2 separate regions of the Homo sapiens genome follow, and region 2 is linked to region 1. A link is an interaction called in ENCODE POLR2A ChIA-PET data of the cell type or tissue named here. Cell type or tissue: OCI-LY7. All regions are shown on one strand.

Evidence for each region. ChIA-PET counts read pairs that join two places held together with the same protein. Peaks named below come from ENCODE experiments on the same cell type or tissue, not always from the same donor. Only the 100,000 strongest peaks of a DNase experiment are listed, where the experiment ranks them.
Region 2: POLR2A ChIA-PET joins it to region 1 with 6 read pairs; 12 of 35 experiments call an interaction of 5 or more read pairs at or near these places.

The regions. Positions count from the first base shown.
Region 1 is chr7:131,055,461-131,060,460 of GRCh38, reverse strand. The region is part of intron 2 of LINC-PINT (long intergenic non-protein coding RNA, p53 induced transcript); the gene reads left to right. Among named protein-coding and RNA genes, the nearest start is that of LINC-PINT, 52 kb to the left of the region's middle. RefSeq lists cis regulatory regions at 1,165, 1,194, 1,352, 1,500, 3,154 and enhancers at 1,093-1,237, 1,122-1,266, 1,280-1,424, 1,428-1,572, 3,082-3,226 and 1 more. In OCI-LY7, no CTCF peak of the experiment used is centred here; DNase peaks (open chromatin) are centred at 2,580 and 3,110; H3K4me3 peaks cover 1,144 bases; H3K27ac peaks cover 2,141 bases.
Region 2 is chr7:131,311,995-131,316,994 of GRCh38, reverse strand. All of the region lies in intron 4 of MKLN1-AS (MKLN1 antisense RNA), which reads left to right. It also overlaps a transcript of MKLN1 not described here. Among named protein-coding and RNA genes, the nearest start is that of MKLN1-AS, 13 kb to the left of the region's middle. In OCI-LY7, no CTCF peak of the experiment used is centred here; no DNase peak of the experiment used is centred here.

The DNA of each region.
Region 1 (5,000 bases):
CTTATTTTCTTGTCTGGATGTTTGTATTAATAAAACTATAAATTTTGCATTTTAAGGGGGGTGTAAATACCGTATAATGAATGAATACCTTTAAGATTTTGATTGATACTTCAGTTAGTTGGTAGGAGCCATTTATTACTGAACCTCAGAGGTGAGAACGGGTGAAGGAGCTAAAAGCAGTCAGTCCTTAGCTGATCATTACAGTGTACACACATGTAATCTGGACTGCTCACCAAATGAAATTGTGTCCAGAATTGGTGGGTTCTTGGTCTCACTGACTTCAAGAATGAAGTCATGGACCCTCGTGGTGAGTGTTACAGTTCTTAAAGATGGTGTATCCAGAGTTTGTTCCTTCTGATGTTCGGACGTGTTCAGAGTTTCTTCCTTCTGGTGGGTTCGTGGTCTTGCTGGCTTCAGGAATGAATCTGCAAACCTTGGCGGTGCGTGTTACAGCTCTTAAGGTGGTGCATCTGGAGTTGTTTATTCTTCCCGTCTGGAGTTCATTTCTCCTGGTGGGTTCGTGGTCTCGCCAGCCTCAGGAGTGAAGCTGCAGTGTTACAGCTTTGCAGTGAGTGTTAGAGCTCTTAAAGGCAGTGCAAACCCAAAGAGTGAGCAGCAGCAAGATTTATTGCAAAGAGTGAAAGAACAAAGCTTCCAGCGTGGAAGGGGACTGGAGCAGATTGCCACTGCTGGCTTGGGCAGCCTGCTTTTATTCCCTTATCTGGTCCCACCCACATCCTGCTGATTGGTCCATTTTACGGAGAGCTGATTGGTCTGTTTTACAGAAAGCTGATTGGTCTGTTGTGACAGGGTGCTGATTGGTGCATTTACAATCCCTGAACTAGACACAAAAGTTCTCCGAGTCCCCGTTAGATTAGCTAGACACAGAGCACTGATTGGTGCATTTACAAACCTTGAGCTAGACACAGGGTGCTGATTGGTGCATTTACAAACTTTGAGCTAGACACAGAGTGCTGATTGGTGTATTTACAATCCCCTGGCTAGACGTAAAGGTTCTCCAAGTCCCCACTAGATTAGCTAGACACAGAGCACTGATGGGTGCATTTACAAACCTTGAGCTAGACACAGCGTGCTGATTGGTGTATTTATAATCCTTTAGCTAGACATAAAGGTTCTCCAAGTCCCCACTAGATTAGCTAGATACCGAGTGCTGATTGGTGTATTTACAATCCGTTAGCTAGACATAAAGGTTCTCCAAGTCCCCACTAGACTCAGGAGCCCAGCTGGCTTCACTTAGTGGATCCCACACTGGGGATGCAGGCGGAGCTGCCCTCTAGTCCCGTGCTGTGCGCCCGCACTTCTCAGCCCTTGGGTGGTCGATGGGACCGGGTGCCGCGGAGCAGGGGGCAGCGCTCATTGGGGAGGCTTGGGCCGTGCAGGAGCCCACGGTGGTGGGGAGGCTCGGGCATGGTGGGCTGCAGGTCCTGAGCCCTGCCCCGCGGGGAGGCAGCTGAGGCCCGGTGAGAATTTGAACGCAGTGCTGGCAGGCCAGCACTGCTGGGGGACCCGGCACACCCTCCACAGCTGCTGGCCTGGGTGCTAAGCCCCTCACTGCCTGGGGCTGGCGGCGCCAGACAGCTGCTCCGAGTGCGGGGCCCACCGAGCCCACGCCCACCCGGAACTCGTGCTGGCCCACGGGCACCACGCACAGCCCTGGTTCCTGCCCGTGACTCTCCCTCCACACCTCCCCGCAAGCAGAGGGAGCCAGCTCCGGCCTTGGCCAACCCAGAGAGGGGCTCCCACAGTGCAGCGGTGGGCTGAAGGGCTCCGCAAGTGTGGCCAGAGTGGGCGCCAAGAGCAAGCGAGGGCTGCCAGCACGGTGTCACCTCTCAAAATGACTTAGAATGTATACCTGTCATACAACCAGTTTAGCTTGCTTTTCTAAAATGTTTTTAATTTTCAAAATAATGTTTAAAGAAGCCTTACTGAAGTTGATTGTAAAAAATTTCAAACTTTTAAGTGTTGCTAGGGAAATTGAACCGAAAACATATCTGATTATTTTACTCAAACTAGTGAACAGGGTTTAAATAAAGAGGGTGGAGGCTGGGTGCGGTGGCTCATGTCTGTAATCCCAGCACTTTGGGAGGCCCAGGTGGGCGGATCACCTGAGGTCGGGGGTTTGAGACCAGCCTGACCAACATGGAGAAATCCTGTCTCCCCTAAAAATACAAAAAATTAACCAGGCATGGTGGCACATGCCTGTAATCCCAGCTACTCGGTAGGCTGAGGCAGGAGAATTGCTTGAACCTGGGAGGCAGAGGCTGTGGTGAGCTGAGATCGTGCCATCGCACTCCAGCCTAGGCAACAAGAGTGGAACTCTGTCTCAAAAAAAAAAAAAAAAAAAAAAGAGTGTGGAGGACTCTTTTTAACTTTGCTTATGAAGAGAGTTTTGTTTTTTTTTTTTGGGATGACAGTCTGATTCTGGGTATTCATGCCTTCTCATTGGAAAATCACCACTGTGCTTTCTTCTTTTTTTCCATTTTTTTCTTTCATAGTTAGAGATGGAGTCTCACTCTAACTGTAACTGCGGGAGGGTAGTGATGTAATCACAGCTCACAGTACCTCCAGCCTCAGCCTCCCGGTTAGCTAGGACTATAGGCACACATTACCACACCTAGCTAATTTTTTTTTTTTTTTTTTTTTTTTTTAAAGAAACAGGGTCTCACTCTGTTGCCCAGGCTGGTCTTGAACTCCTGGGCTCAAGCAGTCCTCCTGCCTCAGCCTCTCAAAGTGCTGGGATTACAAGCACTGAGCCAGTGTACCCAGCCTTTTTTCTATTTTGTTCTTGTCTTGTATATTTTACATTTTATAGCTTTTCATGTTTCTGAAACCACTTACCACATTTAGGCCAAAAGGCAAAATAATAAAAAATAAAACCAACCTCACCTAAAAAAAAGTTTAAGGATTAAGTATTTCCATATACCAGTGTTGAACAGATTTGAACAATATATTTGATTTTATGCTCTCCAGTTGCTAAAGTGAGGAAAAGAAACAGAATTATATTGTTTTCATGTGCTGACAGCCGGAAGCATGTAAACATCTGCAGAAACCAAACGTTTCCTGGAACTAAGCTTGAGCAGAAATCTATCACGTGGACCTTTGTTTAAAGAACCTTGTGAAAAACCACAGTTATGTAAAAGATCCAGGAGCGCAGTTCATGTGGATTAGATTCTCTAGGAGGCAGAGAGTCTAAGGAGATCAAAGAAAACAACGACTTGGGAAGTGCATGTGCTGAGCGCTGGAGCCAAACTAGCAGAAAGGAGTTTTAGAGGCACTGAATCCAGGCCTCTGGTTTTTGGGGACTGTAGTAAAGAAAGGAGTTGAGGCCTGGTGCAGTGGCTCATACCTTTGGTCCCATTACTTTGGGAGGCTGAGGCTGGAGGATGGTTTGAGGCTGGAAGTTCAAGACCAGCCTGGGCAACAAAGCAAGACCCCTTTTCTAAAAAAAAAAATTAAAAAAAAATGGATGTGATGGTGTGTGCCTGTAGTCCTAGCTACTCAGGAGGCTGAGGCAGTAGGGTCAGGAGGCAGAGGCCGGAGTTGAAGGCTGCAGTGAGCTATGCGGGTACCACTGCACTCCAGTCGGGTGACAGAGCAAGACCCTGACTAAACAAAAAATAACAACAAAAAAGGAGGCAGGGGTTTAGAAAATACCATGATTGTTAACAGGACCATCAGATTTCATTTTTTCTAAAATATTAGATATTGTCAGTGTGGTTTTTATATAGGTGCTGATTCTGTTCTGTTCGTCTTCAAGTAACAAATGCCTGCAGTGGAGATATCTTATTTTGATGATTAACAGGAAGCTTTTAAGCTTTGAAGAAAGCAAACAACATTTTCCATGGACCTTTAAGAGCTGGGCTAATATTTTTGCCCACACAGAACTCTAATTCATTTCAGAGTCAAGGGCAACAATAGAATACTTTTTCAAGGACCTTGCATTTGTTAATACAGGTTTTCATAATAGAAAGCAATTTAAATATTCAGAACTAACGTAACATGGAAGAAACAACTTTTTCCTGAAATATTTGAGAGACAAATATAACAAACAATTCATCTTTACTATGACAATCTCAACGGAAAGACTTCAGTGTGGTCATATTAATGCATTTTCTGTTCCCAGCAGGCAAGTAAGGCAAGGGAAGCATCAGCTCCCAGGCTATTGTAGTCATCCAGATGGAGATGAGGTAGGCTCAGATGGCAGTGGTGGGAGCAGGGAGAAGTAGTTAGAATTCAGATGTAGTTTTAAGATTGAGCCAACAGGGTTTGCTCATGAATTGGGCAGAGGATATGAGGGAAAGAGAAAACTCCATCTTGGAGGATGGAGTTACTGTTTCCTGAGATGAGCAAGCCTGTAGGAGCTTCAGGCGTGGAGCACTAGGGGAACATCAGGAGTTTGGCATGGCATGATGTTAAAAGGGGAATGTCTATTAGACATCCAAGCGGAGATGTCAAGGAGGTGGCTGAAAATATGAGCCTTGAGTTCAGGGAAGAGGTTCAGGCTCTTATTTAAGGTGCTGAGACCCATTGAGATGACCAGGAGGAGAGCGTATAGACAGGAAAGTTTGAGAATTGAGAGTCCTGGGTCGCTCTGGCATTAAAAGGTGGATAATGAGAAGAAGTTTAAGGAATGGCCAGTGAAGGAGGAGGAGAGTCAGTAGGTTGTGGTGTCCTGGCAACCCAGCAAAGAAAGTGCTTAAAGAGGAGAGTGATCAGCTCTGTCTGTGCCGCTGGCAGGTCCAGTAAGAGGAAGACTGAACAGTGAACATTAGATTGAGTGAAAATGGTTTCTGCTGCTTTTTTGCCCAAGTAGTCTTGAATGAATTCAGTTAACCTGTCTCTGGGGATAACAATGGTACTTACCTCATCAGGTGGTGGTGATGAACTGTTTATTTATTTAAAAAAAATTTTTTTTGAGACAGGGTGTAGCTCTGTCACCCAAGCTGGAGGGCATTGGCATGATCACAGCTCACTGCAAC
Region 2 (5,000 bases), 260 kb before region 1:
TCAGATACACCAATCAATCGTAGGTTTAGTCTTTTCACATAGCCCCATATTTCTTGGAGGCTTTGTTCATTCCTTTTCATTCTTTTTTCTCTAATCTTGTCTTCACACCTTATTTCAGCAAGGTGATCTTCAATCTCTGATATCCTTTCTTCCACTTGATTGTTTCAGCTATTGATACTTGTGTATGCTTCAGGAAGTTCTTGTGCTGTGTTTTTCAGCTCCATCAGGTCATTTATGTTCCTCTCTAAACTGGTTATTCTAGTTAGCAGTTCCTGTAACCTTTTATCAAGGTTCTTAGCTTCCTTGCATTGGGTTAGAACATGTTCCTTTAGCTCAAAGGAGTTTGTTATTACCTACCTTCTGAAGCCTACTTCTGTCAATTCGTTAATCTCATTATTTGTCCAGTTTTGTGTCCTTGCTGGAGAGGAGTTGCGATCATTTGGAGGAGAGGAGGCATTCTGGTTTTTGGAATTTTCAGTGTTTTTGTGCTGGCTTTTCCTCATCTTCGTGGATTTATCTACCTTTGATATTTGAGGCTGATGACATTTGGATGGGAGTTTTTGTGTGGGAGTCTTTTTTGTTGATGATGTTGTTGTTGCTTTCTGTTTGTTAGTTTTTCTTCTAACAGTCAGGCCCCTCTTCTGCAAGTCTGCTGCAGTTTGCTAAACATCCTCTCTAGACCCTATTTGCCTGGGTATCACCAGTGGAGGTTGCAGAACAGCAAAGATTGCTGCCTGCTCCTTCCTCTGTAAGCTTTGTCCCAGAGGGGCACCAGCCTGATGCCAGCCGGAGCTCTCCTATATGAGGTGTCTGTCAACCCCTGTTGGGAGGTTTCTGTCAAGCCCTGTTGGGAGGTTTCTCCCAGTCAGGAGGCATGGGGGTCAGGGACCCACTTAAGGAGGCACTTCATCCCTTTGCAGAGCTGGTACCCTGTGTTGGGAGAATACCCTTTGTCAGGATCAGCTGCTCTCTTCAGAGCCAGCAGGCAGGAAAGATTAAGGCTGCTGAAGCTGTGCCCACAGCAGCCCCTCCGCAGTGCTCTGGGGACAATCCAGTGCTCTGTCCCAGGGAGGTGAGAGTTTTATCTGTAAGCCCCTGACTGGGGCTGTTACCTTTGCTTCAGAGATGCCCTGCCCAGTGAGGAGGAATCTAGAGAAGCAGTCTGGCCACAGCCGCTTTGCCACACTGTGGTGAATTCTGCCCAGTCCAAACCTCCCAGTCTCCTTATCACTATCAGGGGAAAACTGCCTACTAAAGCCTCAGTAATGGCAGATGCCCCTCCCCCCACCAAGCTCAATTGTCCCAGGTTGACTTCAGACTGGTGTGCTGGCAGTGAGAATTTCAAGCCAGTGGTTCTTAGCTTTCTGGGCTCCGTGGGAGTGGGACCCACTTAGCAAGACCACTTGACTCCCTGGCTTCAGCCTCCTTTCCAGGGGAGTGAACAGTTCTGTCTCACTGGGGTTCCAGGCGCCACTGGGGTATGAAAAAACTGTAGCTAGCTCAGTGCCTGCCCAAACAGCCTCCTGGTTTTGTGCTTGAAACCCAGGGCCCTGGTGGTGTAGGCTCACGAAGGACTCTCCTGATCTCCGGCTTGCAAATACCGTGGGAAAAGCATAGTATCCAGGCTGGGTAGCACAGTCCCTCACGGCTTCCCTTGGCTAGGGGAGGGAGGTCCCCCAGCTCCTTGCACTTCCGTGGTGAAGCAATGCCCCACCCTTCTGCTTGCTCTCCATGGGTTGCACCCACTGTCTAACCAGTCCCAATGGAATGAACTGGGTACCTTAGTTGGAAATGAAGAAATCACCTGCCTTCTGCATTGGTCTCGCTGGGAGCTGCAGACTGGAGCTGTTTCTATTCGGCCATCTTGGCCCCTTCTCGAAAAGTGTTTAAGAACTCCATAGTCAAAAGCCAGCTTCATTAAAAACAGATTCACGCAGGCATGGTGGCTGATGTCTGTAATCCCAGCCCACTTCGGGAGGCCACAGTGGGAGGATTGCTTGAGTCCGGCCTGGTCAATGTAATGAGTCCCTGTCTCTACAAAAAGTAAAAGCAAAACTTATCTTGGCATGGTGGTGTGTGCCTGTAGTCCCAGCTGCTTAGGAAGCTGAGGTCGAGGATCATTTAAGCCCAGAATGTGTCAAGGCTAGATGAACTGTAATCATGTCACACCGCACTCCCGCTTGTGTGACAGAGCAACACCCTGTTTCTATTTTTTTATTTTTCTTTCAGTACCGCAGAACAGAGAGACCCTCTCTCTCAAAACAACAAACAAGGGCTGGGCGCGGTGGCTCAAGCCTGTAATCCCAGCACTTTGGGTGGCCAAGGCAAGCAGATCACGAGGTCAGGAGATCGACACTGTCCTGGCTAATACGGTGAAACCCCGTCTCTACTAAAAATACAAAAAATTAGCTAGGCGTGGTGGCAGGTGCCTGTAGTCCCAGCTACTCGGGAGGCTGAGGCAGGAGAATGGTGTGAACCTGGGACGCGGAGCTTGCAGTGAGCCGAGATCGTACCACTGCATTCCAGCCTGGGTGACAGAGCGAGACTCCATCTCAAAAACAAACAAACAAAAATGAGATTCAACCTCCTCCCATCTCTCTGCTGTCTTCAGTACCACATGAAAAGATCTAGAGGAGACTTCTAATGACTCAGACCCCTAAAGGAAGACAGAAAAAGCTGCCTCTCACTCCCTTTCTGGGGTCTTCTGTCTTCCTGTGGAGTGTGAAGAGTCATGGAGAGATTTCATGACAGTTTCCAGCACAAAACTCTGCTCTCTTTTGTATCGTGTCGCCTGATCCCTTTGACTTTTAGGAGTACTGGATATTACTTTGTTCTGTGAGAGAACACTTAACCTTTGTGTATGTGATGGCTGGCAAGTTACTGGAGGTGGCTGACAGCAGTTGTTTACAGTGAATGGTTATTATTATTACTACAGGGAGTTACTGGTTTCTTTGCTGGTTAAGATAAGAAAGGCACGGTTTAAATACTTAGAGAAATGTTTTTGTATTGAAGTACACCATGAAAGTGTTGCATAGCCCAGTCCCATGGAGTTTCCCTCTTTTTGGGGACCCAGGATTCAGCCTAAAAATGGAATCCTTAATTTATAAAGCTCTAGATGCTCTGCCTTCAATTGCATCTGCTTTTCACATATTTAAATTATTAGGCTCTAAAAACTGTAAATGCTTTGATGGCCCTGCTCCTTAATGGGCTCTGCCCTGAGCTCAGTGATCCAACTGGAAAACAGACTAAATTAAAAGCTACTTATCTAAGTGAAATAGGTCTCCTTATAAAATCCAATGATAGATTCCTGTGATTTTGTATTACCTTGGCATCCATTTTTAATTTTCTTCCAACACACCCAAACTCCTCCTTGAAAAGGCTTAAATTCTTTCTCCTTGTACTTTGAGATATAAAGTTACTACTGCATTTTCTCTAAAACTCAGTACGAGCTTCAGCCATGTGGAACAGATAAACTTTAAACTTTTCCATTTACAAAGGTACAGTTTGAATCCAACTGTCCTTGTAAAACTAGTGAGTTTTACCAGTCTCATGACTAAAATTTTTTTCTCTGCTTGGTTTTGTTTTGTTTTTCTTACCTCAGTTCACCAGCAGTTTCAATGTGGCTAAAATTTTTTAATTAAAGCTATGAAGTCATTATCTGTGTCTGTCTGATTTATGTGTACCATGTATACATGTCTGTTTATATATTGTCTACATGGTACCACTGACTTATAGAAAACGTGCTCATAAATAATATAACCAACCCAAATGCTTTCCATGGTCACTTGACTTTAGTAATCTTGGGTTTAAATTAAGATAGTTTTTAAATTATTGGTAAAGTAAAATAGAAACGTCTTCAAATTTTAATTTAGACATGTTTGCCTAGATCTATTGGTTAGACTGGTTTATACTGTCTCTGCTAAATGTCTTAAGGTCATAAGGCCATTGCTTTTATGGTATTTTTTGGTATTTGCTTAATTTGTCTATGAGCTTATGTCTTTGGATTTGAGCCTTTAGATTCTGAGGACTAGACAAGTGGCCCTGGGGACAGTGCCTGGGCCCCATCATCCCTAGTTGAGCTGTGCCTCTTGGCTTTACTGCAAGGAGTTGGATCCTCCAGGCATTGTCTCCATAGCACTGTCATTTGTCCTGAGCTCTGCATACGGTACATAAAGTTGCTTACTTCTTAGGTTTTTCACTGAAAATTAGGGTTACTAAGAGTTAACATTGTGGTTAATATATGTAACTAAAACTACTAGGCCAGAAATTTACATAGAGAGCATATAAAGAAGATGTAAAGAAAGTTGAAAAGGGTAATTTTTTTCCTTTACGTAAGAGGGGACTTTGGTCAAAATGATAAGGGGGATAGTAAATCTTTGTCCTAAGTAGAATACCAATATAAGAAAAATGAAGTATAGGACAAAACTGAAGGTGTAAGCAAGTTGTAAAAGGTTTGTATAAGATTAATCTCATGAAAAGAATTTTGTATGTGATAAAGTTGGCTAAAATTAGAAGGAGATTATTAACTTTTCTAAAAATTATGCATTGATATTTAAAGCACACTGATGTGGGACCCCTGTTTCAGAATAACAGGGCTTTCTTGGAGCATTAATCTGCTCTTTAATAGAAAAATTTTTAAAGGTTATAGAAATTTTATGCAGTTAAAACTGAGGGCTAGATGCGGTGGCTCACACCTGTAATCCCAGCACTTTGGAAGGGTGAGGTGGGCAGATCACCTGAGGTCAGGAGTTTGAGACCAGCCTGGCCAACATGGTGAAACACCATCTCTACTAAAAATACAAAAATTAGCTGGGTATGGTGATAGGTGCCTGTAATCCCAGCTACTTGGGAGGCTGAGGCAGGAGAATCACTTGAACCCGGGAGGCAGAGGTTGCAGTGAGCTGAGATCAGGTCATTGCACTCCAGCCTGGGTAACAAGAGTGAGACTCCATCTAAAACAAACAAACAAACAAACAAACAAAAAACAAAAAAAAATACCT